Regions from separate parts of the Homo sapiens genome. Here region 2 is linked to region 1. A link is an interaction called in ENCODE POLR2A ChIA-PET data of the cell type or tissue named here. Cell type or tissue: CD4-positive, alpha-beta T cell. All regions are shown on one strand. Links, peaks and the distances in the headings refer to the core of each region. The heading gives the core; the rest is flanking DNA. Region 1 overlaps FAM53B (family with sequence similarity 53 member B). Region 2 overlaps FAM53B (family with sequence similarity 53 member B).

The links. Peaks named below come from ENCODE experiments on the same cell type or tissue, not always from the same donor. Only the 100,000 strongest peaks of a DNase experiment are listed, where the experiment ranks them.
Region 2: POLR2A ChIA-PET joins it to region 1 with 20 read pairs; 9 of 35 experiments call an interaction of 5 or more read pairs at or near these places.

Annotation. Positions count from the first base shown.
Region 1 is chr10:124,619,976-124,635,083 of GRCh38, reverse strand. FAM53B (family with sequence similarity 53 member B) reads left to right here. Exons shown (of 5, transcript NM_014661.4): 5 at 11,480-15,108. The coding sequence ends at 11,842. Among named protein-coding and RNA genes, the nearest start is that of FAM53B-AS1, 76 kb to the left of the region's middle. RefSeq lists enhancers at 4,381-5,233, 7,149-8,104, 8,105-9,060, 9,061-10,016, 12,893-13,393 and 1 more. In CD4-positive, alpha-beta T cell, for the core only: a CTCF peak has its summit at 7,858; a DNase peak (open chromatin) is centred at 7,893; H3K27ac peaks cover 2,628 bases.
Region 2 is chr10:124,710,372-124,725,479 of GRCh38, reverse strand. All of the region lies in intron 1 of FAM53B (family with sequence similarity 53 member B), which reads left to right. FAM53B-AS1 (FAM53B antisense RNA 1) reads right to left here. Exons shown (of 2, transcript NR_120631.1): 2 at 10,706-12,046. Among named protein-coding and RNA genes, the nearest start is that of FAM53B-AS1, 14 kb to the right of the region's middle. RefSeq lists enhancers at 356-1,322, 1,592-1,681, 1,732-1,821, 12,486-12,780. In CD4-positive, alpha-beta T cell, for the core only: CTCF peaks have their summits at 5,570 and 5,853; DNase peaks (open chromatin) are centred at 5,849, 6,119 and 7,139; H3K4me3 peaks cover 1,452 bases; H3K27ac peaks cover 4,477 bases.

The DNA.
Region 1 (15,108 bases), core at 5,717-10,716:
AAATAATTGTGTCATTGGTCGTTTTCTTCTCAATTGTATATTAGGGAGATTAATTTTTGCCTGTGATATGAGTTACAAATATTTATTACTAATTTGTTCTTTGTTTTCTGACTTTGCTTTTGACATTCTTGAGCTTTATTGAGATATAATTCATATACCACACAGTTCACCCATTTAAGGTGTACAACTTAGTGGTCTTGAATATATTCACAGAGTTCTACAGCCATCACCACAATCAATTTTAGAACATTTTTATCACCTCAAAAGAAAGTCCATACCCCTTAGCAGTCACTCCCCGTCCCCTTCAGCCACCACCACTCCCAGCCACTGGCAACCACAAAACTGTGTTCTGTCTCCATGGGTGTATTAGTGCGTCCTCACGTTGCCATAAGGAAATACTTGAGACTGGGTAATTTTAAAGGAAAGAGTCTTAATTGACTCACAGTTCCACATGGCCGGGGAGGCCTCTGGAAACTTACAGTCATGGCGGAAGGGGAAGCAAACACATCCTTCTTCACATGGCGGCAGGTGAGAGAAGTGCTGAACAAAGCCCCTTATAAAACCATCAGCTCTCGTGAGAACTAACTATCACAAGAGTAGCATGAAGGTAACTGCCCCCATGATTCAGTTACCTTCCACTGCGTCCCTCCCACGAAACGTGGGGATTATGGGAACTACAATTCAAGATGAGATTTGGGTGGGGACACAGCCAAACCGTATCAGTGGGTTTCCCTATTCTGGACATTTCATATCAATGGATCCATGAAATATGTGGCCTTTTGCGTCTGGCTTCCTTCACTTAGCGTCATGCTTTCAAGGGTCATCCACACCGTAGCATGTATCAGTATCTCCTTTCTTTTTATGGCCAAATAATATTCTGTTGTACAGCTAGACCACATTTTATGTGTCCATTCACCAGTTGATAGACATTTGGGCTGTTTCTACTTTTTGGATATTTTGAATAACACTGTTGTAAATGTTTGTGTACAAGTTTCTACATAGACATATGTTTTCATTTCTTAGACATGGAATTGCTGGGTCTGATGGTAACTCTGTGTTGAACATTTTGAGAAGCTGCCAAACTGTTCTCCGCAACGACTGTACCATCTTACATTCCTACCAGTGCTTTTGGCATTTTTTGACATGTAAATGTTTTTATCAAATTTATTACTTATTTCTTTTATGGCTCTGGATTTTGAGTTTTAGAAAGGCCTTTTTTTCTCACGAGATGATAAAGGAAGTCTCCTGTTTTCTTCTAGTACTTTGATGGGTTATATTACACTCTTTGGTCTGTGTTGAGTTTATCTTGTATGTGGTGTGAGTATGGAGCCAGCATTTTCTTTAATGTAGCTGCCTGTCTGTTTCAGTACCATCTGTTGAGAATGCCATCTTTTCTCCTCTGCTTTGAGATTCTACCCTTATCATATACCAAACTGGGTCTATTTCAGAACATTCTGTTTCATTGGTCTCTGTAGGTATGCATGTACGTTCATACTAATATGCTGTTTTAGTTATGGAGGCTTAGTAATGTGTTTTGGCATATTATATGGTACGGGCTAGTCTAGGAGGGTTAGCTTCCCCACTGTTCTTTACAGAGTTTTCCTGACTAATCTCACTTGTTTATTTTTTCATTAAAAACTTGAAAATTAGTCTGTCTTAAGACCATGGGGATTGGGAGTACTGTTGATATTTTAGATTGGGATCATATTAGACTTCTGAATTAATTTAGGGAGAATTTACACCTTTTTGAGGTTGAGTCTTCCTATCCCTCACACAGGATTTATTTCTATTTGTTCAGTCTTGCTTTTCTGTTCTTTAAAGTTTTTTTTTTTTTTTTCTATCAATTTTCCCAGTTCTTATAAGTTCATTCCTGGGTATTTTATCTTTTGTGTTGCTGGCGTGTCTTCTTGCTCTTGAAAGCAGATTGTTGTTAGCAAGAGTGGTTGGATATAAGCAGAGCTCCCAGACCCCTTTGCTGTGGCCTTGCTGTGTCCACAGAGAGACAGAGGCACAGTTGTGGGGTGGAGTGTGGGAAGGGGGGATCGCACCCTTGGTGGTCTCTATTTATCCCTCCAAACACTTCTGAGGCTTTGAGGCTCTTATTAGCCTTGTACACATGAGAAACTGAGGCACAGAAGTTTAATGATTTGCCAAGTTCCCTCAGGGCACACCCGAGCTGGGATTCCAGCCCAGGCCTGTCCAGCCCATACTACCCCACCGTCCTGCCGGAGGACTGCATGCTTTCCTGAGCACAGCCCAGAGTGATGGGGTGCGATTGCACATCACGCAGCTGTGCAGTCTGGGGCATGTCCCTTCTCCTCACTCGGCCTCTGTCTGCTCATCTGCAAGAGTGGCTAAACCAGTTGGTGATTTGCTCACTTCTCCAAGAGTGTGCCCTCCATGGAAGACAATATCTGGAACAGAGTTGTGAGCTGCTGGGGTGGAGCCCAGAGGCCGTGCTCAGCAGTCCTGTCTTCAGCACCCCGATGTGGCCCCAGGCAGCTGAATGCGAACGAGTGCCCACCAGCCCCTCTGAGAGCCTTGGACATACCTTCTGCATCGCTAGTCCTGCTCAGAAGCCACCCCCAAAACTGTGAGCCCTGCTGGTCGACTCTATTCAAGGTCTGTGGGCGCAGGCAGTACATTAGCCTCGGCCCCCCGCCAGAACCCTGTGTGCTTTGGAAAGGTCCCTTGACTTTTGTTAGGCAAAGAATTCTCTTCACGCCAAGCTGCGAGCGAGGTGGTTTCACGAGTCCTGTCCTGAGTGTGTGCTGGCTGGAATGTACACCACAGAAACAAAATGTTTGTTTTCCAATTGTGAGAGCACCGGGAGGCCCTTTGGCGTCAGCTCCCACACCTTCTGTGTTCGGGCAGGCCATCTGCCATCTGGGGCCTGGTGCAGAAACGTCGCCACCGTGTGGCCTGTGGGGTGCCCTCGGAGAGGGGCCCCTGGGTTGGCCACCATTCAGAGGACACGCGTGGCTCTGGGCCTCCAAGGTCTGTTCTTACCCACGGCATCCTGGGGTGTAGGCCTCAGGACCCCAGGGCTGTGCAAACAGAGGCCCAGTTGGGAGGGCCGACCGGGTGGGCCCTTCCTTCCTACCTACCCTCTGCCCCCAGGCTGCACGATGCACCCACTGTGAACCAGGCCGTGGCATGTGGGGTCAGGGTTCCCTGCACGCTTGGCAGGAAATGGGGTACACACAGGAGCTTGGGCCTGCTTCCGGAGTGGCTGCTGCAGAGGCGGGTTTTGGTGGGAGAGAAGGAATCTGCCAGTGAAGAGGGAGACAGGGCGGGGCCGTCAGGATGGTGCTGACCCAGGGCTGGTGCAGAGGGGGTTTATGTGGCTGAAAGAGGTTTGCTATAGAAGGAGTCAGAGCCTGAGTGGGAGCAGCAAGGGCGGAGGGCCCAGGAAGCAGAGCCTGAGGAAGAGGGGCCTTGGGAAAGGCCAGCCCGAGAGTGGTGGCCGGGCTCTGGCCTGCGTGGCGGGTTTGGCCCGATGAGCACCACTCTGGTGAACTTGACAACTCCCCAGGCCAACGGAGTGACTTTCTAGGGCTCCGTTATGAGTAACCCTCTGTTGCTGATAGCCCACGGGATGAGTGGAGTCCACAGGGCACCTGCTGGAGCCCACGCTTGCCTTCCTTGGGTCTGGCAGGGGAGATAGTAGGCTGGGCCTGCTGGCCCTAGGTCCGTCTTCAGAGGCCTGGGATTTTAGGTGTCTGGGCTGGGGATGGGCTGTCCCCAAGATCAACTCCTCCTTCCCCCACTCCTTCAGCCTCCGGAGGCCATAGGTAATTTTCCTTAGAGTCCTTGTCCCCAGCTGGGTCCTAGGCCTCGAGTTACCGTAGGCAAGGCTACACTGTGTAAAGAATCCAGCGGGAGGGGTGCCCCCAGGATGCACAGCATGAGGGCCCCAAGAGAGCCACCAGAGCGGGGACAGCAAGGCCAAGGGATGGCTGGGGGTGTGGAGACCATGGAGAGAGCCCCAAGCTGGTGCCACCCTTCCCGAAGTGACTCAGCGTGGCCTGGACTGGCCGCCACACAGCATACCTGGCTCTGGCACCACCTGGGCCTCCCAGATCTGGAGGGGATGTCAGATTTGGGGCAAGATACCTTGTCCACAGAAAAGGAAAAATGGCGCCTGCCCTGTGAGTCTGACCAGTCTGAGACAGTGCCGCCAAAGTCTGTCCCCTGCTGTACTGGCTTCTGGAACGGGGTGACCACAGTCTGGCTGGCATGTGGCAGGCGCTCAGTACACATTTGTTGGCCTCTGCAGAAATGAGCTAAGGAAACTGTCACAGGAAGGTGGGAACTTTCCTAGTAACTGACCAGGGCCAGCCTTCCACCCTGAAGATATTTACCACCCCCACTGGGCCATTTGCTTCTAGAACCTGTGGTCTGGGAAGAGTCTTGAGTATCCATTGCCAAATCAGTGGAGCTTCCAGGGCCCTGGAGTACCTTCCCGCTCCTGGCAACCTGATTTCCCTATTTTCAGGCCCTGGCAACCTGGCTTCCCCATCTGGGTTTTGCTGCCAGTGTTGCCCTGATTCCTGAGGGTAAGGAGGCAGTCCAGACTCAGAAGGGCTGCCTCTTTGGGGTCCAAAGGTGGTAAGCATTTCACAAAAATGGGCTGGGCATGATGCTGTCCCCCGCTTTTCTTTTTTTGGAGAGACAGGTCTTGCCCTGTTGCCCAGGCTGGAGTACAGTGGTGCAATCTCGGCTCACTGCGACCTCTGCCACCTGGGCTTCAGTGATCCTCCCACCTCAGCCTCCCGAGTAGCGGGGACCACAGGCATGCGCCACTATGTCAGGCTAATTTTTAGTTTTTTTGGTAGAAATGGGGTTTTGCCATGTTGCCCAGGCTGATCTCAAACTCCTGGGCTCAAGCAATCCACCTGCCTTGGCCTCCCAAAGTTGTGGGATGACAGGTGTGAGCCACCCCGCTTGGCTGATGCTATCCCTTTTTAAGACTGGGCACCAACACGGCCCTGGGCGAGCAGCTGACCTGGCCTACACAGGAGGTGGCTGGGCAGCAGCAGAAGACCAGATGCCCAGGGGAAGGGCCCTGCAGAGCCTGGGCAGTCAGCCCCTAGGGAAAGGTTGGCCATGCCCACAGCCTTCGAGGCATCTCTAGCACCTGCAGCCTCAGAGGAAAAGAAGCCACCACCACCTGACCCCTCTGGCCCCAGGGGCAGGGGCAGCAGCTTCCTGTGAGAAAGAGTACGGCCTTCACGCAAAATCCAGATTTACCAGAGATGGGTTAAAGATGGGCCAAAAATATGCTTGTGCCTTTTTTTCTTTTCTGAAATAGTTTTTTAAAAAGCCTAGGAAACCACATGCCTTGCCGTCTTGGTTGTTTCTGTGCCAGCTTCCAGCACAAATGGGACTTAGAAAATTTCCAGGCTGTTGGCCATCCATTCTCATAGCCTGGTGTTTTCTTGATACTTGGAGAATTCTGTTCTCATGCAAGCGTCTGTTTGGGGAGGAAATGCGTCCACTCAGCCAGAGCCTGGGGCCCCTGCAGCTTTCAGCAGGGCAGCTGCCAGGCCAGGCTGGGGACCAGCTCTGCTCGTGACTTGTGAGTTGGGCTTGTTGATGGCCCTTTCTCAGAGGGACTCGAGGTAGCTCCATGAAGACCTCTAACACAGAGCGCCATAAAACTGGACTAAAAAGAGGGAGAGAGCAAGGGAAGGAGGAAACGCAGCTGGTCCCGCCATGAGGAGCAGTGGCACAGGAGGGAAGTGGTCTTCGCTTGCCCAAAAGGGAGGCACTTGAGCACCTCTGGGAGACGGACTTGGCGCAGGCAGGGGCCCAGAGGAAGCCTCATGTGGGCACTACACTTAAGACACCGACTAACCGAGGAGAGGCGTCCCCAACAACCACCCCTCCCCAGCACATGCCAGGCAGGCTGGGGCCAGGAACTGGACTCCCCACAGGGCCCCGTGGCCAGTCTCTGACCATGGCTTGACATTCCCGTTCTAGAAAGAATAGTAGTACTAAGAAGCAGGTGCATAACCTATAACTACATTAACACCCAGGGTGCTTTTACCTGTGGCTTTAGATTGGGTCTCTAGAAGCGGGGCCTGAGCCGGGGATTCTCGTGCCAGTGACACAGAGAGGGATGCTCCCAGCAAGAACCTTCAGGGAGGCGAGGGAAGCCCATGAACTGCAGAGGCCCAGGAAAGAGGTGGGCTCAGCTGAAGTCGCTTCTCAGCCTGGTGCTTTGGGAGCTGCGAAGTGTGACTAGCACGTGGGACTTGATCCCGCCCAAGAGGAGGGACAGCTCCTGTCCCTGCACCTGTTGGTCATTGGCTGGGGGTGACCCCAAAGGGAAAGGGTAACCTCCTTCCTATCCTAGATCTCCCAGCCCAGAGTAGTTCCGGAAGGGGCAGCCATGAACTGTCAGAGCCAACACTCACAGCAGTGGAGAGTGGGCACTGCTGTGGGTTTGGGACTCCAGGTGGGACACCAGCAGCCTGGCTTTCCTCTTAGGATCCTTGCAGTGGCCCTGTGAAGCAGCCTGGCCAGAGACAGCAGTTCTGCTTCCCAGGGGAGGAAACGGGAAGTGAGGCCACTTGGCCAGTGGAGGATCTCAGTGCCTCCAGCTGCAGAGTCTAGTTTCCCACTCTCCTCTCCGGAACCCTCCAGGTTCAGTGGAGAGCCAGGGCCCAGGGGGTGAGAATACCGCAGCCTCCTTCGGAGGAGGCAACCGGGACAAAGGGGAGTGGTCACTATCTGCTCCCAGACATATCACCTGACCAGCCAGCTTTGTCTTTGTCACCGGATGCCCACTCCTGCATGTGGGGCCGTAGCTCATGAGTTCTAGGGACAGCAGTCCCTAGACAAATGCTGGGGCTGTTTCCCCCTCCACTCCCCAGGCCTTGCCCTTCGGAGCCCAGAGTGGGTTCTGGGTCACTACTGATAAAACATGTGGTTTAGTTCAGCTCAGGAGATGTTTCTAGCGTCTCTATTACGTGTTCACCCTGCTGGCCCAGGAACAGCAGCACCTGGGAGAGGGAATGAGCTTGTTGGGCTGAGGCTGGACGGAGTGAGTAGCAGTCTGCCTGGCAGCAGTACAGAGCTGATATGTTGAGTTGATGAGTTTCCTGAGGCAGGTCTGTATTTCAGCTTGTACCTAGAAGGCAAGGACCAGGCCACCTTTGTCTGTATCCCCGTGGACTCAGGAGAAAGTATGGGAATAAATATCTGCACAGAACAGCCCTGCAGAAGAGGGGTCATTGCTCCAAGCTGGGAAGCCCTAGGGAGGCCGGCTGGGGCAGGCTGAGCAGGAAACCCCAGCTGGGGCCAGCGGGAATGGCCAGGGCCTCTTTGGTGGCTAGAGCTGAGGTCTAGGGGGTCTGATGGAAAAGGCAGGGCCTCCATCCCAAAGTTGCCTCTCTAGCAGGCTGCTGTGGTCTGCCTTTTGCAGACTCTAGGAGTAGGTCTTGATCCATGTCCCTGGCCACTAGCCTGAGGCCATAGGGACAGTTCCCACTGAGCTTTTTACCTGGGCAGGCCTGTTCCAGAGTAGGTGGCCCAGCCCAGGGCTGGGGCTGGATGTCAAGAGAGCAGAAGTCGACGGGCTGGGGGACAGTTGGTCCTGGAGCAGCACTTTCACCTTGGAATAATGTGTTCATGCAGCACTTTGAACTTAGCCATTTTGCGGCTTTTTGCAGACATTTTTGAGGGCACACAGGCCTCCAGGCTTCCAACTTGCCTGTGCAGTGTTCTTCCATGGGGTAGCTAGAGCTGCTAGGAGACTCTGGGGCGGGACCTTGCCCCGGGGCATGGAGGGCACAGGGCAGCTGCAGGGCCTGGGTGTGGCACACCCTGGGTGTCTGCATGGGGGTTGCTCACGAGGGATGGGGCTCTGGGCAGAACACACACCGCCCCATTGTGGCAGTCACATTCCTTCCTGACAGGTGGGGCTCGCCACCAGCTGGGGCAAACAGTGGGTGGTTCTTGGCTTTCTTTTACTGTGGCTGAAATGGCTGTTTTGAGTCAACGGAATTCTCAAGGTTTCGCTGGCTTTGTGGCCAGGAAGCAGGTATATTTGAAGAATACTGGAGACTCAGTGGCATTCTGGGGTTTGCTTGTGACGAGATTCACCAGCCCTTCCTTGTAGACTCCCCCTGCTTCACAGCAGAAAGGGCCCAATTAGTCCAGATAGCCCTGAACACCCTGACTCGGCAGGCAGGCTGGCTGCAGCCCAGAGGTGGAAGAGTTGCCTGGCGCCGTGATGCCCATGTGGATGGAGTCTGCCTCTGTATTGCCTGTCTGACCTCAGCCCCTTCCAGGGCGCAGTGAGGCAAAAGCCACACGTCTGTGAAAGGTCTAGCTAATGGGTCTCCAGTGCCCGTGCCTGGCTATGGCTAATGCATAAAGTGTCTTACTTTGTTTGGGCTGCTGTGACAAAGATGCCTTAGACTGGGGAACGTATAAACCGCAGAAATGTATTTCTTAGTTAGAAGCTGGGAAGTCCAAGATCCAGGTGCCAACAGGATCGGGGTCTTGTGAGGGCCTGCTCTTCATAGTTGGCACTTTCTCACATCCTTGTCTGGCTGGAGAGGCACCTGCGCTCCCTCCAGTCTCTGTTATGGGCCCTCATCCCATCTGTGAAGGCCCCTACATGACCTCATCACCTCCCAGAGGCCCCACCTTTTGCACTGAGGAATGGTGGGGGGGGGGGGGGCACAAATTTCGACCGTAGCACCACGGTTAGTGCCGAGACCCACACAATCATGGTGGCCATAAGTTAGGCACCCCCGCTACCTGCGCCTTATGCCAGAGGAGGTCAGTGGGAAGCTCCGAGCAGGACCGAGAGGGTGAGCACAGACAAGCGCTGTGCGGCGTCTGTCCGATTGCGCAGGCTGCGCTCCTGCTGCGTTCACGTGCGAGGCCACAGAAAACACTCGCAGCAGGCCACGCCCCAGGCCCCTCACATGACAGCTCGCAGAAAACGCTGGCACGCGTTCGGGCGTCAGGCACACGCATCTCAACAGATGTGGCTGACACCCAAGGCAGTCGGCCTCAGTGCCCTGTCACCCACCTAGAACCTGTTCACAGCATGTCATCCGGGCTGCTCTGGCCTTGACTGGACATGATTATTTATCCTTACACACCGTGGCTGCTCTACAGGCCAAGAAACAGGCTGCTCAGCCAGGGTCAGGAGAAGGTGGGTCAGGCTCCCCGGGGACCTCAGGCCCTGACGCATCCTGGCCTCACCCTAGGCCTCCTCTGTCGGGGCAGCCTGGCTCAGCAGAGCCCGGGACACACGGCTGAGGCCACCCAGGCTGGGCCATCTTGCCCCTGTTTTGTGCCCCCTACTCAGTTCTCCTTCTGTCCTGGCTCAGGTCTAGGCCAGTCAAGAGGGTGGCTGAGAAGCAGGAGGAGCCTCAGAGACCCTCCCCTCGAAAGCACTGGGGCTTCCACCTCACAAGCGGCAGGTTCGCTTTGGGAGCTGCTGGTCCATCGCCCAGGCCTGGCCAGGGGCAGGCGAGGATCCTGGTTGCCGATCCATCGTCCAGGCCTGGCCAGGAGCCGGTGAGGAACCTGGGGCTGTTGTGCAGGGGTCGCCGTCTCCAGCTCTCTGCCGTGGTGAGGGGATTGTGCTGTGTGCACACCACCGGGCTGCATCGAATCCCACCATGGCCCAGAGGGTGGACCTGTGGCTCCTTGGGGGGCCAGCATCTCCAGTCTAATGGGTGCCCCTGCCACTCTCCTGAGTTCCCGTGCAGAGCTCCCCCCAACACCTCAGCCTTCACCTTTCTCAGTTAATCAAAAGATTCCAAAAAAAGCAAACCCATCAGAACGGCTTCCTCCACCGAGTGTTCAGGAACAATGAGCGTGCCCATGGCAGGCACATATACCTTCCTCCAGAGAGAGCGCCTTTTATTTCCCATCCGCTGAGGCTGGTTCAACAGCTTGTTGGCTGTGACAGCCAGTGATCACCTGTATTTCAAAGAGACACACAAACACTGCAGCCTTTGAAAGAATCAGGCCCTCGGGACAGGTCTGTGGTCTTGGCGTCAGCAGGCGTGCGGCGAGGGAGGCGGCGGGTGCTCCAAGGCCCTGCTTTGCTTCCCCAGTCCCCACCCATCTGCTGGGAAGAAACTAAAGGCTGGAATTCCCCCCTGCCCTCTGTGCGCAGCTCTTCCCTCGCTCCCCTCTGCTATTCGACCTCGTTGCTGCAGTCCGGTTGGGGATATCCAGGACTGCGCCGGGAGTGCCCCTCACTGTCTCAGCCTCTGTCCTGTCTGTGGCATGTGCATCATTCTGAGGAGAAGGCTGGATTTTGTGCTCTGCCCTGGGAGCAGGTGTTGAACTGCACCCACTTGTGCACAGTGTCAGCCCTACCCCCATCGCTGGCAGCTGACGCCAAGCAGAACTGGCCTGCGTACCCTTGAAATCCTGTTCAAGCTCTGCCTGCCGCTCGGGCAGGCCCCAGGCTGCCTCCTGCCCCAGGCCAGCCTGGGAGCACACTTGGTGCCTGGGAGCACACAGAGGGAGCACACTTGGTGAGCGGAGAAGCTTCTGCGCAGCCTACTCTCTCTCTGGGGCCTCAAAGGGCCCAGCAAGGCAGGCAGGGAGCATCATGCACCTCTTCCAGATGAGGCCCCCAGCTGGCGAGCACCAGAACCTGGAGCCTGGCCCCTCCTCAGCAGATCAGACCTCCCAGTCCCCAGCACCTGTGGAGGGCACAGGACCACTCCCTTCTAGAGACTCTGTGTCTCCAGGTGAGGCCGAGAACTCATGTTTCCCCAGCTCCCTGCATGGCTCTGTTACACACCAGGCTCAGGACTTCAGCTCGGCCCCTTCTAGCCTGCGGCTCCCGCTCTGGTTGTGGAGAGTGGGTAGAGCGGGCGTCGTGTCGCCCTGTGTGGGGCAGTTACAGCCTGGGCTTCCTCCAAGTCAGATCCCTTCTCAAGGGAAGTATCGCGGCGCGTCAGTTATGTTTGCATAGAGGTCCCTGCTTGAAAAACATTGATTTCACCACCATTGTAGGGTGTTTGGGTTACTCTCTTCTTTTCCATTTAACGGTATGTTGCCAAATTTTTACACACATCTTAGAATGTTTTCTTAAGATAAAAATCCAAGTAGTGAAATTACCTGATCAAGGAATTGGATATATTTTCCCCAGGTTGCGCTTCAGAAAGGCTGTGGACGAAGTGTTAGGAGCATTCCTGTTTCACCGCAGCCCCCCAGAACTGGGTCTGCATCAAATTTGTGTGCTTTGCCGAGTTAGTAGGTGAATAGTGGAATTGCGCGTGTCTTTATGAGCACAGAGCGCTCATTGGCCGGAGGTGCATCTTCATGAGTACGTTGCTCATGGGCCCGTCCTTGCCTGGATAGGAGGAACCCGGGACTTGATTGGTCTTGCCACAGCCTGGTGGTCTAGTTGCTTTGTGGGGTGTGCAGTCCTGGGGCTGCGGGAGGGGAGTAACCCTTAGTAACCTGTGTGTCTGCCCCTCCACAGAACTGTCAGACCTTCAGCAGCCTCAGCTGCCTGAGCGCAGGGACAGAGGACTGCGGTCCCCAGAGCCCCTTCGCCCGCCACGTCAGCAACACCAGGGCCTGGACCGCCCTGCTCTCAGCCTCCGGCCCAGGGGGCAGGACCCCCGCTGGGACCCCGGTCCCTGAGCCTCTTCCCCCTTCCTTCGACGACCACCTCGCCTGCCAGGAGGACCTGTCCTGTGAGGAGTCAGACAGCTGCGCCCTGGACGAGGATTGTGGCAGGAGAGCGGAGCCGGCTGCAGCCTGGCGGGACCGCGGGGCCCCTGGGAACAGCCTCTGCTCCCTGGACGGCGAGTTGGACATTGAGCAGATAGAGAAGAACTGAGGGGGTGTGGGCCCAGGCAGGGCTGGGGTGTGCTGGCATCGACAGCCCCCACTCTGGGCACTAGGTGGGCCCTTGAAGGGGAGCCCAACTCGTGGGCCTGATGAAAGCTTCCTGAGTGGTGTCGGGTCCCAGAGAGGGAGCCCACCTGCTGCCTGGGGGAGAGCCTGGCCTGGCCGCGTCATACAGCGGGTGTGTCAGCCTCTCACCGGCTCCCCGAGCGTGGCAGCCACCAGGTCCACAGAACTACTGCAGCCCAGAGGACAGCTTTGAAGTTTGCGTCTTTTCTGCCTCTTTCCCTGTGGGATGTTGGGCAGTCTCTGTTGTCCCCGGCAGAGCTGGGCACCGCTCTGTATCCCCCTGGTGGTGGGGGCTGTCAGGGAGGGCCTGGGGTGGGGGCCAGGGGCCATCTGCTATGTCAGGGCCCTTCTTGGCCTCACTCAGGTTCACTTCTGGGGAGTCGGCCCCGCAGCTTCTTTCACTCAGTTTTACTCCGTGCCTTCTCTCCCAGGTCTCCCTGCTTCAGGCTTGGGAAGGTTCGGGAGATGCTTCCTTCTGTAACACCAGAACCATTTGGCCTTAATTCCAATGTGAGAGACAGAATCCCTGGGGTGCTGGACTGGCCCTCCAGAGGGTAAGCCATGTCCGGAGTCTCGGGCCCAAGGAACGATTTGGAGGGTGCTTGTTAGGGCCTCCCGTGTTGGGTAGAAATTTGGTGGATCTGTTGGCTGAAAAGACGGACTTGCTTGCCTCTCCTACAGCATGGAGAGGCTGACCCCATGGCTCTGCCACCGTTGGGGCAGGGTTAGCAGATGGCAGCCCTTCTCTGTGGCTGACAGGTCACTGAGTGATAAGCATGGTTGGTTCCGGTGAGTGTAGGGATGGCACGATACCAGGGCAGCCTCTTGAAAACGGCCTCGGGAGACGGGAGCTGCGAGCAGGTGGGCAGATGAGGGCCCTATGCGCACTCAGGGGTGAAGGGCGTCCGCTGGCCACTCTGCAGGGGCCCCTGCAGGATTCCAGGCACCTCCCGTTTGTCCTTGAGGACTGCTGGCTGTAACCAGGGCACATCACCCACCTCAAGACAAGCCCACGCCCTTGTCAGCTTAGGGGGAGCCCAGTCCTGAGGGCTGCATCTCTGTTGTAGGCCCAGCCACCGGCACAAAGCTGGATTCATGCTCCCTGCCCCTACCCCACCCTGGCTCCTCACCCTGGGGCATCCGAGGAGCCTAGCCCCCTGAGGGTTTGCTCTCCTCTCAAGGTTTGTAGCTCCTCTCCGGCTGCCTTGCAGACACCACCACATGGGCTCTGCTCTATGGGAATCTGGCTTTTAGCGAATGTGGCGTCTTCTGCAAACAATAGCAATTGGGCTGGCTTAGGAGCAAGTGGCTCATTTTCCCATAAGGCTAAAAATAACTGGTGCGCTCCCTTGTGTTGGCTGACACGCGCGTTCAAAGCACTTTTGTAGTCACTTTGCTTTTGCTCGTCTTCATGGACGAGTGAACGCCTCGCTTCTGCAGGTTGAGTCCAGATGCTTCTCACCTTCTTTCTCCTCAAGAAAGATGCTTTTTGGGAAACGTTGTTTAAATCTTATTTTTTTACTACATCAAAAGGATGGTGGTTCAAGTTCCCAATATGTGGGTGGCACTTCTTAAAAATCAGCTTTAAGGAGCTGGCAGAAAGCCCCCAGCCCCACAGCCCTGAGAGATGGTGTTGCTAGCTCAGGTGGCTGACACATGGGGTATGCCGGGCACTGGGCAGGTCCCAGAGCCGGGGAACCAGCTCACCTCTGGTTGCTGTAGCTCCTGCCGGAGGCATGTCTACTTGTGATCCCGGACAGCCGAACCCAAGAGCTGGTGGCTCTGAGCAGACAGAGACATCTTGGCCTGTCCCTGCCTGGGGGTCATGGAGACCATGTCTTCTTAGAGCAAATGTGGAGGCGGCCAGGGCAGTTGTTGGGTGAATGTGGAGAGCACATGGCCATGTCTTGCCCCCGGAGTACCACTGGGCGTGGGGGGTCCTGGCACCACATGCCCGGTGTGGCCGAGGGCACACAGCCTCTATAGCAGGCCTTCCTGTGGAAGGCAGAGGCAGTGAGGGAGGTGGACGGTGCCAGCTGAGGCTGAGGCATGCAGCAGCCCCCAGCTACCTTTGCTTAGGGCTGGGGTGGGAGGCACATGGTGACAGGTATATGTCGTGGGACTGGGGTGTGGGTGACCTGCCCTCAAACCTTGCCTGCCACCTCCCCATTCAGGCCTGGTGGCAGGAAGGGACAAGCTGTGGAGCTGGCTGAGTCACAGCCACCTCCCCACCTCCCCGCAAGCTGGTCCCATCGACCAGCAAGCCCAGCCCCAGGGCGCTTAGGGAGAAATGACCCAGCCTCCTCAGACCCCGCCTGCCTGTCCTGTGCCCACCACGCAGCAGTCAGGGGAGAAAATGGTGGCTATCCCTTCTGCTTAGAGAAAGAAATGGCCTTTAGCTGGTTTCATGTTTGTGTTTTGACTGGAGGGAGTAGACCCTATCTATAAGGTGCCACCCCATCATCCAAGCTGCCACACTGCCCGGAGCAGCCTGTTCCTGCACTCCACCCTGCTGGCCCCAGGACTTCTGATCTCAGTCCTCTGGGAGGGAGGTTCGCCTAGGAGGTGCCCCCCACATTGGTGTCCCCATGGGCAGCAGGCAGACAGCTCACCCCCACCAGCATGATGGCCCCAGCTGGGGGCAGTGGCAGGAGCCTTACTTTTGTCACAGCCTTGCCCACAAACCCTGCCTCTGAGGGGAGACTGAGGAAGGGCAGAGCCAGAAGCAAGCCGTGCCAGGCCATCTGCCTGCTCATGGGGTCCTAAAGCGCGGGCTAAGCCTGCAGGAAAGCCGGGGCGGTGGGGGGGGCTTAGTGCCACATGCACCCCACTCATTCCAAAGCCACCAAACTGCCAGGGGCTGCCGTCCACCCGTGGGGCCCAGGGGCTGGGGCCACAGCCTTGCCATTTTCGTTGCCATACCCTCTTGCCTTACTCGCGGTGGAGGCCGGATTTGCACGGGCAGACGTGCACCTGGGCCCGTGGGGAGCTTGTTCTGACCAGACGTACAGATTTTCATTCTCAGAAAGCCTTACTTTTCAACCAAATTTTTGTAGCCAGTTTTGTGAATTTGTACACTGAAAGAAAATTTAAATAAAGGGGAAGTCCACATTAAAAAGAAAACAAAACAAACCCTAACTAACTTCCAAATGGGTCTCCTGGTGCGGGGGCGTGAGTGGCCGTGCCCTG
Region 2 (15,108 bases), core at 4,871-9,870, 91 kb before region 1:
AGTCCAAGGCTGGGCGCCCTTTGTTTCAGGTGCCCTGAAATCAGTGTCTCCGTGCAGTGGTGGGAAATAGAGTGCTTAACCATGTCCAGAATCAACTGCTGTACCCTTTCTTTCCCTTCCCTGATGACACCTGAGCCCAGCCGGGGCTGCTGGAGGTGAGAGACCCTGGGACCCATCTGGGGAAGCAGGTGCAGAGCCAGGAAATGGTGCGTTGAAGTCCATACAGTCAGCCATGCTCACATCTAAGTGCTTAGTGGTGGTTTCCTCTCATTTGGGGGTTTTAGTTGTCCAGAGTGAACCTGAAATCACTGCTGGGTCTTGTGTCTTTAGCTCCAGATGTAGTCACTGGGAGGTGACGGGCAGGCTTTGGCTTTGCCTGGCCTTGAAGTTTTCCTCACAGTTTTGTTTTGTCAAGGAGTGTTCCCCCTTCTACTCTCGCTCCTCAGAAACAAGGGGACACTAACTCAGTCATGGCTTTGAATGGAGCGTTTCTGTGTGGTTTTCTCCTTGTCCCAGTACTCTGCCTTCTGCAGCTCCCAGCCCCCAGCAGCTGGGCACATTGGCCCTTGTGCTTTCATATCCACGAAAACACGTGGGAAGCGCGTGCCCAGCACATGCCTTGATCACATATTTGTAACTCGGGAGTCTGAGATGATCGTGACATTCTCGTATGGGGCTGTGTGTGGCCACTCCCATTCCCCAAGGGAGAACACAATTACTGTATTGTCTGTGGGCATTCTGGGCGAGCTGCTTGGGTCACGGCTGGGGCTGTTGGTATATTGGGGGATGGAAATAACCGTTTTGCAGCTTCCTACCTTTATGCTGCCATTTACAAAAGAGGGAGGTTTGGGACGACCTCTTAGAATCCCCTGGGTCACCTGGCTTTGTTCAGCTGAGTAAACCACCAGCCTGTGCCCCCCTACCCCGCCCCCATAGCTCAGCTTGTTTGCCTGCTATTCAGGCAGGACAGCTCTGGGAGGGCAGACCTCTGAGAGGTGGAGAGAAGCAGAGTGATGGGAGGCAGAGAGCAGGGTGGCGGCTTGTGGCTGTCCGGTGCGCAGAGCTCCCCCTGCCTGGGCCTTGTGAGGGCGCTGGCGCTGGCACTGGCCGATGTTGTGGCAGCTGACCTGTCTGGGCATCCTGAGGCTCCTTCCACCAAAAGCTGGGAAGGGGCCCTCCACTCCCAGCCCCGTCCCCCTAGCTTGCTGGAGTGTCAGACATGTCATTTAGCAGCATCCTAATAGAATACCCTCACCCCATCTCTGGCATTGAACTCCTGCCCAACACTCATGCCGCTTCCTCTAGGAAATCTCCCCAGATCTTTACCTCCCTACTTGGAATTCCAGGCTCACTTCTCTGCCCTTGTGGATTTATTATCGTATGACACACTATGCCTTGTGGGAAACCTAATTGAACACTTGCTGTTTGCGTGAACTTAGTTATGTATCACCTGCCTTCTTCCCTCAGTCCCTAGCACAGCCAGCCTAGTGCGTGTTGGACTTGGGACGAGACTGATACCGGGAGGAAATAATGCCCAGAGAGAAGCACAACACAGGGAGTACATGAGATTTGCCGGTTCAACTACAGTCACCTAGAAATACTTTTTGTTTCTGAGTAAAAGTCTGTTCTAAGGAGCGCAGCGTCACATGTGTATATAATCTTCCCATTGACCCATTTTGCTCTCTGTGGAGGCTCCCAGGACCTTGGCCCTCCCTGTCCCACTGGGGTTCCTGCAGAGGCCTGGGCTGTCCAGGCTCTGCCTGGCCCAGGGCCGGCCCTGCAAGTGCTGCCCGCCTCACATCAGGCCCTGACTGCAGCAAGACTCTTCCTCCTAAAAGCAGAACACAGAAAACAAAGCTGTTAGGGCAGGGCCCTGGGCTCTCAGTTTTCCCATGATTGGGTGTGAGAGGGCTGCTGGCCACCCTCCCGCCCACAGAAACTCTGATGAGTGTTTTCAGGTTCCTGAGGAGGTGTGAGTATGATCAGATACAGGGGTTTTTGTGCTGGTCACTGTGTTTTTCTGTTATGCTCTGCTACTGTGGAACCCAGAAAACTTTTGAGCCCAGCCCCTCCGTGAATCAGGAGGTGCTGTGCTTTGAATTAGTGTTAACAACATTTTGATAGCTATCGGAAACCCCCTGCAAGCAAGACAGATTTCAGTATCTCTGGCACCAAGAATGTTGAGACTTGACTTAACGTGGTGATTGTGTTCTTTGTTTCAGCAGACATTTCCTGAGCAGCTCTTTGTGCCAGGTTCTGGGGACTCAGGGGACTGAGGCTGGGCTCATGCCCTCCAGAAGCACACAGTCTGTAGGGGTGGCAGCTTGCTGGTTCATTTCATGGCCCTGTGATTCAAGCTCTGCATTCTGCACAGAGGCAGAGGGCGTGACCTGACTCAGTGTGGAGTGTGGAGGTCTTCCTGGAGGTGGTGACACCTGAGCTGAGTCTAAAAGATGAGGTTAGAGAGTCTGGAGGCTGAGAGGGCAGCAGGGAGCAGGGGAAGTGGGTGGCAAGTTCTAGCCTGAGAGACCAGCATGAGCAGAGGTCTGGAGGCAGGAAACTGCATGTGGTATTTGGAGAACTCCAGAATGTTTTAAGAATAGGCAGTACATGCATGTGTACAAACTCAGCAGTGAAAAGCAGTTTCCTCATCCCTGTCCCCAGCTACACGTCTCCCTCCTTCCTGGGGGGAGCTCCTGTTGTCATTTTCTTGTTTGTCCTCCCAGAGATATTCCATATGCATGTGCAAGAATATGCAGATATATACACACACAAATGTGTGTATAAAAATACAGTATTTTTTATATTTTTGATTTTAGAAAGTATTACCTATTTCTTGTGAAAGTCAATATCTCGTTTGGTTCAAAATTGAAAACATACAAAAAGCCATTTCTTGAAGAGTCTTCTCTCATCTCTGTTCCCGGCTACCCATTTCCGCTCCCTGAAGACAGGTTTTATGTTAAGTTTCCTTTGTATCCTTCCAGGACTTCTGTATTATTGGCACAATTATTTATTTAGTTTCACCCAAATGGGAGCTTAATATACCCACTGTTCTGATCTTTGCTTTTCTACTTAGCACTATACCTGAAGATGGTTTCCTCTTTGGATGTGTTGGGCTCCCAAAGCCTTCTTTTTTTTAATTTTTAAAATTAAAATTTAAATTGACACATAATTGTACTTATTTATGGGGTACATAGTGATGTTGCAACACATATAATGTATGATGATCGGCTCAGGGTGATTAGCATTTCCAACATCTCAAACGTTTATCATTTCTTTGTGTCAGGAGTGTTCAATATCTTTCTTCTAACTATTTGAAACTACATAATATTGTTAACTCTAGTCATCCTACAGTGCTATAGAACACTAGAACGTACTCCTTCTATCTGGCTGTAATTTTGTATCCTTTAACAAATCTCTTCCTGTTCCCCGCCTTCCCCCTACCCTTCCCAGCCTCTAGTCTCCTCTGTTCTGCTTTTTACTTCTATGAGATCAAAATTTTTTAAGCTTCCACATATTCTCGTAGCCTCTTAGAAAGCTGCGTTTCGTCCTTTGCATGGTGTTGCAGTGTGTATTTATCCTGTCCTTCCTGTTAGGCGGTTAGGCCACTTCCCATCTTGGCTGTGCCTAACGATACGATATGTACTATTTTGCTCATGAGTAGGACAGTCTGCAGGGCAGGCTGATTTGGCACTCACACACGTGTTCACAGGGAGAGTGAGTAAGGAGGATAGAACCGCACGAGGACACAGGCAGGTTATGTTTTACGCTCATCTCTCTAGAGGTTGACTTGTTCCCCCTTGTGAAAGGCAAGTGACTTTAAGTTGGATTCTGCTGAGTCTTGAGGAAGCTGTCTTACTCCTTTACTGTCTCCCATAAGTAAGCTCTGCAAAAGGAGACCTGGCCCAGTGTGGTCTCTGGAAGCAAGGTTCGCCCAGGGGTGTGGTTGGCGTCGCTTGGGGAGACTCCCTTACAGACTGTGACCTTCAGGCCATACCCTGCAGGACAAGGTCAGCTAGAACTGAAGCCTGCAGTGCGGCTCTGCCAGCCTTGTTTGCTGGGGCCTTGTGGATGTGGATGCCACCTCCGGCACTTGCTAGACTTGGGCCTCGTGAACATCACAGTTCTAGTCAGTAGTTTGTTGATTTATTAATAATTGAAGCGAGTAAGAGTCTGTCCAGGCAGGGGACCTGCCAGGATGTGGGAGGGAGAGACTGCAGGGTGACTTTGCACCCATCCCATGAAGGTTGTGATGCAGATTTCTGAACTTTATTTTTTGAGATGGATTCTTACTCTGTCCCCCAGGCTGGACTGCAGCGGCATGATCCAGACTCACTGCAACCTCCGCTTCTCGGACTCAAGCGATCTTCCCACCCCAACCTCCCGAGTAGCTGGGTCCACAGGCATGCACCACCATGCCCAGCTAATTTTTTTGTATTTTTGGTAGAGATGGGATTTTGCCATGTTTCCCAGGCTGGTTTTGAACTCCTGAGCTCAAGCCATCCGCCCGTCTTGGCCTCCCAAAGTGCTGGGATGACAGGTGTGAGCCACCGCACCCGGCCCAGATTTCTGAACTTTAGCGGTCCCAGTTATTTTATCATGCTATTTTTATCAAGATATTTTAATAATACCCTCTGCCTTTTAGTGCATTTTAATTTAGTTTTTATTTCACTCATCCATCAGTTGTTAATAGTTTTCACTTCCATGGGAGGGGACTGTGGCTTATGTATGTTCATGTCTTCAGCCCCTACCATCATCCCAGCAGTCACAAAGTAGTCACTCAGTAAGGGTTTGTTGAATGAATGAGTACAGTTGCCTGCCACGCAGGCTTTTGTCAGGACTGGTGGCATGCTGTTAACTGTTCATCCAGCACACTGGAAACTGGGTTTTGGTGCTTCAATGTCAACCTCTGACCAGTACTTGTTAAATTTCATCAATTCTGATCCCATCCAGTTATTCAGTCGGATAGGGTTTCTTTTTTTGTTTTTACATTTTATGACTTAAAAAAAAATTATTTTCGAAGCTAGGACCTCACTTTATTGCCCAGGCTGGAGGCAGTGGTGTGATCATGGCTGACTGCAGCCTTGGCTTGCCTAAGTGATTCTCTTGCTTCCGCCTCCTGAGTATCTGGGGCTGCAGGCACATGCCACCATGCCTGGCTAATTTATTTTTTGTCAAGACGAGGTCTCACTATATTGCCTAGGCTGGTATTATTATTATTTTTAAGTCTGAGAACATATCTATGCCACCTCCCTTGGGTCTGCTCCTGATCGAGGTGGCCAGTGTTGGTGGTTTGTTTGTTTTTTTTTTTTTTTTTAGATGAAGTCTCTCTTTTGTCACCCAGGCTGGAGTGCAATGGCGCGATCTCGGCTCACTGCAACCTCCACCTCCCAGGTTCAAGCAATTCTCCTGCCTCAGCCTCCCAAGTAGCTGGGATTACAGGCGCCCGCCACCACACCCTGCTAATTTTTGTATTTTTAGTAGAGACAGGGTTTCACCATATTGGCCAGGCTGGTCTCGAACTCCTTACCTCAGGTGATCTGCCTGCCTTGGCCTCCCAAAGTGCTGGGATTACAGGCGTGAGCCACTGTGCCCGGCCGTGTTGGTTTTTTGATGTGTAACTTTTCCTTCTCCTGCACATTTTTGAACTCCATCCAGATGACACTGGGGAAGAACCCCTTTCCACAGCGAGGTGAAGGCCAGTCCACATTTGGTTTGGGAGGTGCATGGAGGAGTGCTCAGAGGCCTGGCTTTAGAGTTTTGCTGCTGACTTAGTGAATGAGCTTCCTGAGAGCAAGGGAAGTACAACCAAGCCTGGTTCAGATGGCTCCACTAGGGGGACAGTGACAGCTATAGCCGCAGCTGGTGTACTTGGCAGTCTTTCAAGCATTTTGGGGTGTGCTGCGGACAAACAATAGAATGAATCTTTGTTTCTGGAGCCTGGGCCATTTCTAACGAGGAAGATGATTACTCATTTTTGGAAGTTGGGTTAACTCTTCCAGAGTCTTTTGACTCTCGCTTAGATCTGTAACGAAAAGCCGAGAAGAGTTCACCTTGGCATCCCAAGGTGTTTGCTTTAAAGCCGGGTGACTCTGGTTGGCTGTGTCATTTCCTCTTTAACACCCCTCCACCCAGGTCTTTGCCCTAAGTCAGGAGGCCTGATTGTCATATCCAGAGTGCTTAGAAGGAAGTGGGGCAAGTGTTTGCAAATGAGGTGCCCCTTTCTTCTCCTGTTCCCCCACCCCCATGGCATGCCAAAAAATAAAGAAGGAGCTCAAGACCCGTTGAGCAGCTGTTCCTCCAAACTTCTTAGATTAATTCCGTGGCCAGTTCTAAGTAATTTAAAGCCAAATGCCTGGACTTAGCTTTGAATTAGGACTTCATGAAGCCTTTCTTCGTCTTCTTCCTTCTTTCTTCTTCTTCTTTTTTTTTATTTTTTTTGTGAGACAGGATCTTTCTCTGTCACTTAAGCTGTAGTGAAGTGTTGCTATCATAGCTCACTGCAGCCTTGACCTTCCTGGCTCCCTACTCAGCCTCCTGTGTAGCTGGGACCACAGGTGTATGCCACCATACCTGGCTATTTTTTAAATTTTTTATAGAGATGGGGATTTCTCCATGTTGCCCAGCTGGTCTTGAACTCTTGGGCTCAAGCATTTCACCTGCGTCAGCCTGCCCAAGTGCAGGGATTATAGGCGTGAGCCACTGCGCCTGGCGGTGAAGCCCTTCTTTGCAGAAATCTCTTTCTCTGCCTTAAGAGGCAAGAATCTGGTGCTATTTTGATCTGTGAATAGACAGATGGCTGTTGTTACACATGCAGCGGCTCCCCCGCCATTGTGCTGTGGCTGGTGGTGGGAGTAGTCTTACTAGAATTTATCCTGCCCTCCAGAACCCTCCCCTGCAGTAGGAGTCAGGTAGATAGCTTTGGCTGTTTGACCTGAGAGGTGCCACAGAGCTCGGGTATACTTGTCATGTGACAGACCCGCCTGGCAGCTTAGAGTCCCTCCAGTTTTGTTTTGGCAGATGATGGCATTCTCGAATGTGTGGTGGAGCTTGCAGCGCGATGTGGGGGTAGAAGGGAGAAGGCGGAAGGCTTACCATGTGATTGATGAGCCTGTCTGATTAATTTCTACAACAGACCCTGTAGGTTGGTAGATATGACTCAGTCAGATCAGGAAGGGGGAAGTCCTGAAGTGTGAGCTGAGGTTAGGATGTGACCTCTGATGAGTGGGTGGCACATGGGCAACCTGGTGCCTCTCGTGCCTATAGCAGTTCTTACAGAGCTTGTTGGGACCTTCTTGCATCACCTGTCATGTCCCAGTGTGATATAGTCTTAGACCGGTGTGTTGGGGCTACCAGCCTGCAGGCCTCCTAGATAAAGAGATCACTGCCCTCGCAGCTGTGTTCCAAGGCCCAGCTGCTGAGAGATTACCTTCCCTCTGTGCAGTGTCTTTGGGGGTTCTGTGAGAGCTGTAGACACCAACAGGAATGCTTCTCCCTGCCTGCTGAGTGACTGGAGCTGCACCGGTAGGAAAGCTGTGTCTGTAGCCTGGGCTGGGGGTGGATTGTCCTGCAGGAGAGGGAGAGTCCGAGAGCTCATAAACATTTTGTAAAGGAAAAGGAGATTCTTGTCCTGAGAGTTGTCCTAGAAGATGAAGATGTCAAAACTGGTCACTGGCTAACTTCCTGGCTCTCCAAGAAACTCCTCTAAATCAGGTTGTTGTTAGCGTCACTGAAAGACACCAAGATGCCCCTGTATGCATAAGGATTGAGCTTGGAAAATGCAATCACGCATACATCCCCATCCTCACCCCATGGATATGTAAGAGAGGGGCAGGTTCTGCAACACCACCTCCCCGCTACCTCGGTCCCACCCATTGGAAGAGTCCCTGTGGCCTGCTCCGACTCTGCTTTATGGGAGGTCATAGCCAGGGCACTTTGATGGCAGCAAGTAAGGATTTGGCCTTTGCCTTTGTCCAGTTTCCTGGGACCTTGAACTGCAGGTCAGGTCTGAGTAGGACTGGAAAGGCCAGCATAGCAGTTGTTCCAGGACAGGCATCATCAGCTTACTGTCCTTTCTTATAGTTCATTCAGTACCTTCAAATCTATTGATTTTCATGCTCTCTCCAGAGTTGCCATTTGCCTGTGACACGTGAGGAAACTGAGGCCCAGAGAGTCATAAAGACCTGGCTGAAGCCACACAGCTGATACGTGACTACAGTTAGAGTCTCACTAGTCAGAAACGGAGCTTATCTGGCCCAGCATCCTATTTGACTCATGAGGGAACTGAGGCTCCGAGGAGGGAAATAACTTGGCAAACTGGGCAGAGCCAGTAAGTGGCACTGTCAAGCCCAGAGCCCCCATCCCCTAAGTCCTGCTTGATCCACCTAGGCCACACAGCCTTTTGTTTGGGTCTTTCCATTTTTGTTTTTAAATCTTTTTTTTCCACCCCTCTTCTGTTGGTTTTTAGTCATGGTTTGAGTAAATTCAGTATACTTATAAATAGGTCCGACTGAAGAACAGGTCATGGTTGTCTTAGGCTAAGTGGCTTAACATGATAGTAGATTATCTTTGGGGCCCGCTGCGGTCCCCTCATTGTCCTCTGGTTCTCTTCCCATTCTTTCCCTTCCCCCGGTTTGGAGCAGAAGGCGGCATCTAGCTCTGTGGCCACTCGGTAAGTGTGAGTTCTCCTCTCTCCGTGCCTCTTGTCCCTCGTCTCCTTCCTTTTGAGTGTGTCAAGCAGCTTCCAGTCTATAGCAAGCTCTTCTTTCATAGTGTTTGTGGGTTAAAAGGACATGAGCGGTCGTGAGAATTATGGGAGTGCCTATAGGAAGCTCGTCCATCAGTTATTTTTCATTGATAAATGGACTCTTGACAAGTCATGCATGCAGTTGGCTTCAGTTTCAAGAAACAACATGGGCTGTCTCATTCCCATGTTGAGATTTGTTTTGGCTTTTTGGATCCCAGCACTTTTATGTCCCTGAATAATGTCATTCCTCCCCCTCCTCTTGAAATGTTATTTGCTTTAAAAAGCAGAAAATCCCTACAACATTGAAAAGTCCAGGAGAACAGAGTTCCGATTTGGTTCAGCAGCTCAGTTTACTGTTTTGTCTTGTTTTGTTTTTCCCCCTTCCATTAAGGAGACACATAGGCGAGCCTGGGCCACTTTGTTCAGCCAGGGGCCCAGGTCAAGTCTCTTTCAAGCTGTGTAGTGTGACTCCCAGTCCTTCCCCAAGTGTGGCCTTCGGTGGCCTTTGATTACCTGAAGGACTAGATCAGGGAATATGTTTTAGCCCCAGTTACTGAAGAAAGCACCTCTGAGGACACACCTTCCTGTGGAGGGAGGGATGAGGAAGGGGTGAGTATGCCCTCTCTGTCTAAGGACAGCAGGTGCTTCATGCGTACAGCCAGCCACTCTCACTTGCCCTGCTGAATGTCCACCAGCCCAGTTGCAGGAGCAAGGTGCTTGGAGGACTCAAAAACATATTCTTGGCCCCTAGAAGCTAATGCTGTAGCTGTGAAGACGAGATGCTTTTATCCAATTTATGAGCATTTAATAAGGGCCTATGCCCTGCTAGGAATTGTGCCTACCTAGGGATTTCAGTGTTTCTAGGGATATTTTTGTAGTGCCCCCACCTACAGGGCGTTACCTCCTTAACTTATAGCTGAGGCGGGCAGCACAAGGGTAACGTCTTACATGTTACAAAGGCAGAAAGCTGAGCAAAGTTGCAGAGCTTAGCCAGGGCCCTGCAGCTCCTCTGGGACTGAGCTGGGCTGAGCGTGGACTCAAGTTCAGTGCTCTTGCTGTGATACTGACTTAGCAGATAGACATCAGTCAGGTTGCTGCCGTGGGCAGGCTCTGTGCTGAGGCCACAGGATGACTGAGGGAGGGCAACACCTAGGCTGCACACGTGGAGGGGGGGCTCCCCACAAACAACCTGGAAATGAACTTTGAGAGAAGGACAGGGTGGCAGTGGGGGAGGCATAGGCAGGAGGCACAGGACCTGAGGAGATAGGGACAGATGGATACAGGTTCCAGCTGGGGTTGCAAGAAGCCATTGTGACTCCCTGCAGGCCCAGGAGCACCCTGAGCTTCCTGGAAGACACTTCACCCTCTGCAGGTTACCCACCATGTCTGCACATCCATGCAGTTAAGGAGGGAAAGTGATGGCTTCCTGTCCCGCTTCTACCCTCTCCAAGATACTCGTCATCTGCCCATTTTTCTTGCTTACAGTGGAACCCCTAATACCATGTTTCAACATCAGTTCCAGAAGGTTGATGTTTGGCTGGGACACCTCAGGATGGGCTGTATTAGAGAGTGTGTGTATTGCAAAATTAGTGTCTGCTTTGGCATTTGATCATTTAGCTGACAAATCAAGTACTTAAAGGATAATTAACAATGAAACTTACAGGTCTTGGAGTAGTGGGGTCCAGGGGTTAAGACAGACTTTGGAGTTCTGTAGATGTGGGTTGAGTCTTTGTGCCTTGTTCACAACTAGGTGACCTTAGACCTGGGCCTCACTTTCCCCCTCTGTAAAATGGGATAACAGTAGTACCCTCTGATAGGGATACTCTGAGGTTGCAGTAAGCACAGGGCCTGGCACTGTTGCTTTGGCTAATATTTTCCTCATGCTGCTTTAAAAGGTAGGCTCTGTGTCACCTGTTACTTCTGCACTAGCAAAGTACTGATGAAAGAGGTTTTCTTTTTTTTTTTTTTTTTTTTTGAGGTGGAGTCTCGCTCTGTCACCCAGGCTGGAGTGCAGTGGCACGATCTTGGCTCACTGCAAGCTCTGCCTCCCGGGTTCCCGCCATTCTCCTGCCTCAGCCTCCCGAGTAGCTGGGACTACAGGCGTGCGCCACCACACCCGGCTAATTCTTTGTATTTTTAGTAGAGAGGGGTTTCACCGTGTTAGCCAGGATGGTCTCGATCTCCTGACCTTGTGATCCGCCTGCCTCAGCCTCCCAAAGTGCTGGGATTACAGGCGTGAGCCACCACGCCCGGCAAGAGGTTTTCTTTGCCTCTTTTTTTCTGTGTGTTGAGGGTGGTGCTGGCAGGATTGTTAGTTGTTTCTCAGCAGGACCTGAAGACATGGGAACCCTGGCTGTGGGAGTCGTTGAAATGTTCACTATAGTATAGAAGCTGCACATTCGTGGGTCCTGAACTCTGGTTGAAACACCAGACTCTCTTTCCAGTATCAACTTGGTCTGGGAAAGTAGAGGCCCTGGATAAAGTTCTTAGGCAGCTTTCAACTTTTATCCTTTAGACTCAGATGACTTAGTTAGTATATAAAATCAGCAAGCAGAAGCGTCCCCAAGCAGATTAAATCCCTTTGTCTTGGCGGATATGAAGCTTGACTGCAGCATTCGGCTCCCCTCGGAACCCTTCTCGCACTTTAGGGTTGTCACAGAATTTGGCAGGAGACAACGTGACCCACTAAGCAACACCCTTCCCCAAATGTTCATATACTTGCTTCTGGATTCTGCCCACAGATTGCTTTTGTCACACCAACAACTGAAGCTACGAAAGTTTCAAAGTGCACAAAGACCTTGTGGAATTGCTGTCTTCCCCTCCTATTTCCTTTGCTTAATGGGAGGGGGAAATGGAAGCTCTGAGAGCAATGACTTCCGGGAGCCACCAGGAAAATCACTGTCAGTGGCTGAGTTCTCATGTTTAGGTTTTGATCTGAGTCCTGTTTTTAAGGCGGTAAAATTAACTGTGAAACTAATGTGTGCAAGTAGTACGTACAGGCTAAATAAAGACACTAAAAGAAGGAAAAGCTTGTCTTGCTGATTTCCAGTTTCTTTTAAGGGATAGCCCTTCAAAATGCATTACAGAGCATTTGGTAAACTTCTAATCTTCTTAAGATTTATATAGGATTGTAGAGTTTGCAACACTTTCTTGTATGTATTAATTCATTAGCATGCAATCCTCTTTTGAAGTGGATGAGCCAGGTGGGGCTCCCACTTGCTGGAAGCTGAGAGTCCCAGGCCACAGTGATATCAGATAGCTGTGTTCAGCGGTTGCAAACAAATGAAGACACATTGAAGACTGTAGAACAAAAGCAAGAAAATTTCATGTTAGCAAGGCCTTGTGTGAGAGCAAAGCTGTCCCCCCTGTTTCTGTGGTGTCAGAGACAGAGTGGCCTGGGGAGGAAGGCCTGGGTTTGAATCCTGGTCTTGCCCCTGCTAGATGTATGATATTGGGCAAATGACTTGATTTCTTTTCTTGGAGCCTCAGTCTTCCCATCTGGAAAATGTGCATACTACCAACCATAATGCCTGTTCATAGGAACGTGAGAGGATTAGCTGAGAAGGACCCAGCCTCTGGTGGATGCCCAGGGAGATGGGAATGGAGGTGAGGGTGGAGGGCTGTGGCTGGAAGTGTGGCTGTGTGGGGCACATGGGGGTGGAGATGGGCTCTGGGCATGGGGCGTCTTGCTGACCACGGCAGCAGCCACCTGTGTGTGTGCCCTCCCACCCATAGGCCTTGCTTTGGGCACAATGCTGGCAAGTTTGGGGCCGTTCTTGGGCAGATGCACTCTTGGGGTGAGGACTTGGGAGGTGGGCAGGGGCCCCCTGCCACCGTGTCTGCACCCAGGGAGCATAAACATGGATCAATGGGAAGTCTGACCTTGCCTTTTGCTCTTTTCAGTGGAAATCCTGGTGAAGATGAGTCATTGAGTAGGGGCTCCTGGGGTTGAGTCAGAGAGCACTGTGTCTCCATGATCAGGTTGGGGTGCCAGCCAAGGGGAGACCCTCACCTAGCCCTCCTTTGGCAGATATTGGGTAGCCCTAGCTGTGTATGGAAGCAGGCTGGAGGCCCACTATCATGAGCACTGCCCAGGGAGTCACGGGAGAGAGGTGGGAGGTGAATGTGGGGACTGGGAAGTGACAATACAAGACTTAAATACAGGGCAAGGAAAACTGCAGCCGAGATGCAAGGATGGTGCCCGATGAGAGTGCGGCCCACGATTGCTACTTGTGCAAAGGGGAATGGACACCAATGCCTGGCCTTCTCTGTGCCGAGCTTTTTTATATGTGTTTTCTTATTTAAATCTTACAGCAGCCCCAGGGCAAAGGTATTATCCTCATTGTGTTTAATTACTTAATAATAATAATTATTTTTTGAGACAGGGTATTGCTCTGTGGCCCAGGCTGGAGTACAGTGGTGTAATCTCGGCTCACTGCAGCCTCTGTCTCCCAGGTTCAAGTGTTTCCTGCGCCTCAGCCTCCTGAGTAGCTGGGATCACAGGCATGCACCACCATGCCAAGCTAATTTTTGCATTTTTTAGTAGAGTTGGGGTTTCACCGTGTTGGCCAGGCTGGTCTTGAACTCCTGACTTCAAGTGATCCACTGACGTCAGTCTCCCGTAGTGCTGGGATTACAGGCATGACCCACTGCACCCAGCTTAATTATTTCTTTTGATATAAGGTCTCCCTCTATCACCAGGCTGGAGTGCAGTAGCATGATCATAGCTCATTTCAACTTCAAACTCCTGGGCTCAAGCCATCTTGCCTCAGACTTCTGAGTACCTGCGACTACAGGCATACACTCCCACGCCTGGCTATTTTTTTTTTTTAGTTTTTATTTTTTGTAGAGATGGAGTCTTGCTGTGTTGCCTAGGCTGGTCTTGAACTCCTGGTCTCAAGCAGTCCTTTTGCCTCAACCTCTCAAATGCTGGGATCACTGGTGCGAGCCACTGTGACCAGCCTCAGCCCCATTTTAAAGATGAGGAAACTGAAGTCGAGTGATTTCATGGCGAAGGCCAGGGCCGCTAAATTCCACACACACGTTCCTCCCCTTCCCGCGCACACGGTCTCCCTGGTATAATCAGTGGGCTTTAAAAAAAGTTTTAAAAACTTATATATAGCATAATACACTCTTTTGGTGGTTAGTGCTATGAATTTTGATAAATGCATAGATTGGGATTTATTTAAAATTTTTTTTTTGAGATCATTTACACTCATGCAGTTACAGGAAATAATACAGAGAAATCTCGCATATCCCTTACTCGCTGTCCCCTAATGGTAAATCCTACCAAACTAATGCAGCATCACAAGCAGAAAATTGTCACGGATACAGTCAAGACACAGAACATGTCTGTCTCCAAGGATCCCTCCCGCTGTCTTTTCATAGCCACGCCCATTTCCCTCCTGCTCCCACGCCCCATCCCCAACCCCTGACAGCCATTCATCTCTTCACTAATTCTATAATTTTGCCATTTTAAGAAAGGGATATAAATGGACTCCTAGAATAGTGAGCCTTTGGGGACTGGCTCTTTCACTCTGCATGAGTCTCTGGAGGCTCATCCAGGTTGTGGCGTGTGTCTCTGGTTGGTTCCTTCTTATTGCCGAGTAGTATTCCACAGTGTGGCTGTGCCCTGCCACATTTTGTCTAATTGTTCACCCAGCAAAGCGTCTGTGGAGTATTTCCTGGTTTTGGCTGTTATGAATAAAGGGCTGTTACAAACATTTGTGTGTGAACATAAATCTTAATCTCTCTGGAATAAATGCTAAGGAGAACTCTTGCTGGTAGTTGTTTGAATGGGCATTTGAAGGGGTTTTTTAGGGGATGGAGAGGTGAGGCATGGTGGGAAGTGCAGTCCTGAATGCTGGCCCACCAGGGTTCAAATCCCAGCTTTGAACCCGGACCCTGGGTGAGTTGCTGTATATGGCTGTAAAATGGGGATAATTCAATCTGGCTTGTGGCTAATGTGTGTAAAGCGCCTGGTACCTAGTAGGTGCTCAGTAGATAGAAGTGATTCTTGATATAGGTTAAGAGAAAACCCACTAGACCATGGCAGGGTGTGTGCCCCAGAGGTGGCCTGTGGGAGGGCTTTGCGAGGCTTCCACCTCGCGCCCTGTGGGATCACCCAGTTATTGTCTTTTTCTTGGCCATGCCCCCGGCTTCTCTTTGAGAAGACCCTGACCCTGTTTGCAGACTGGGCTCGAAGTCTCCGGCCTGGTCCTGGCATTCCCCAGTGAAGTTGGCCGGGCCAGGGCCCACGGGTCATAGGAATCCCAGGAAATTCCAGATCGTGCTGGGCTCTGCTGGTCTGGATTCGCCTCACAAATTCTGAGAACGTGCCCAGATCATTTCACATGTTGCTG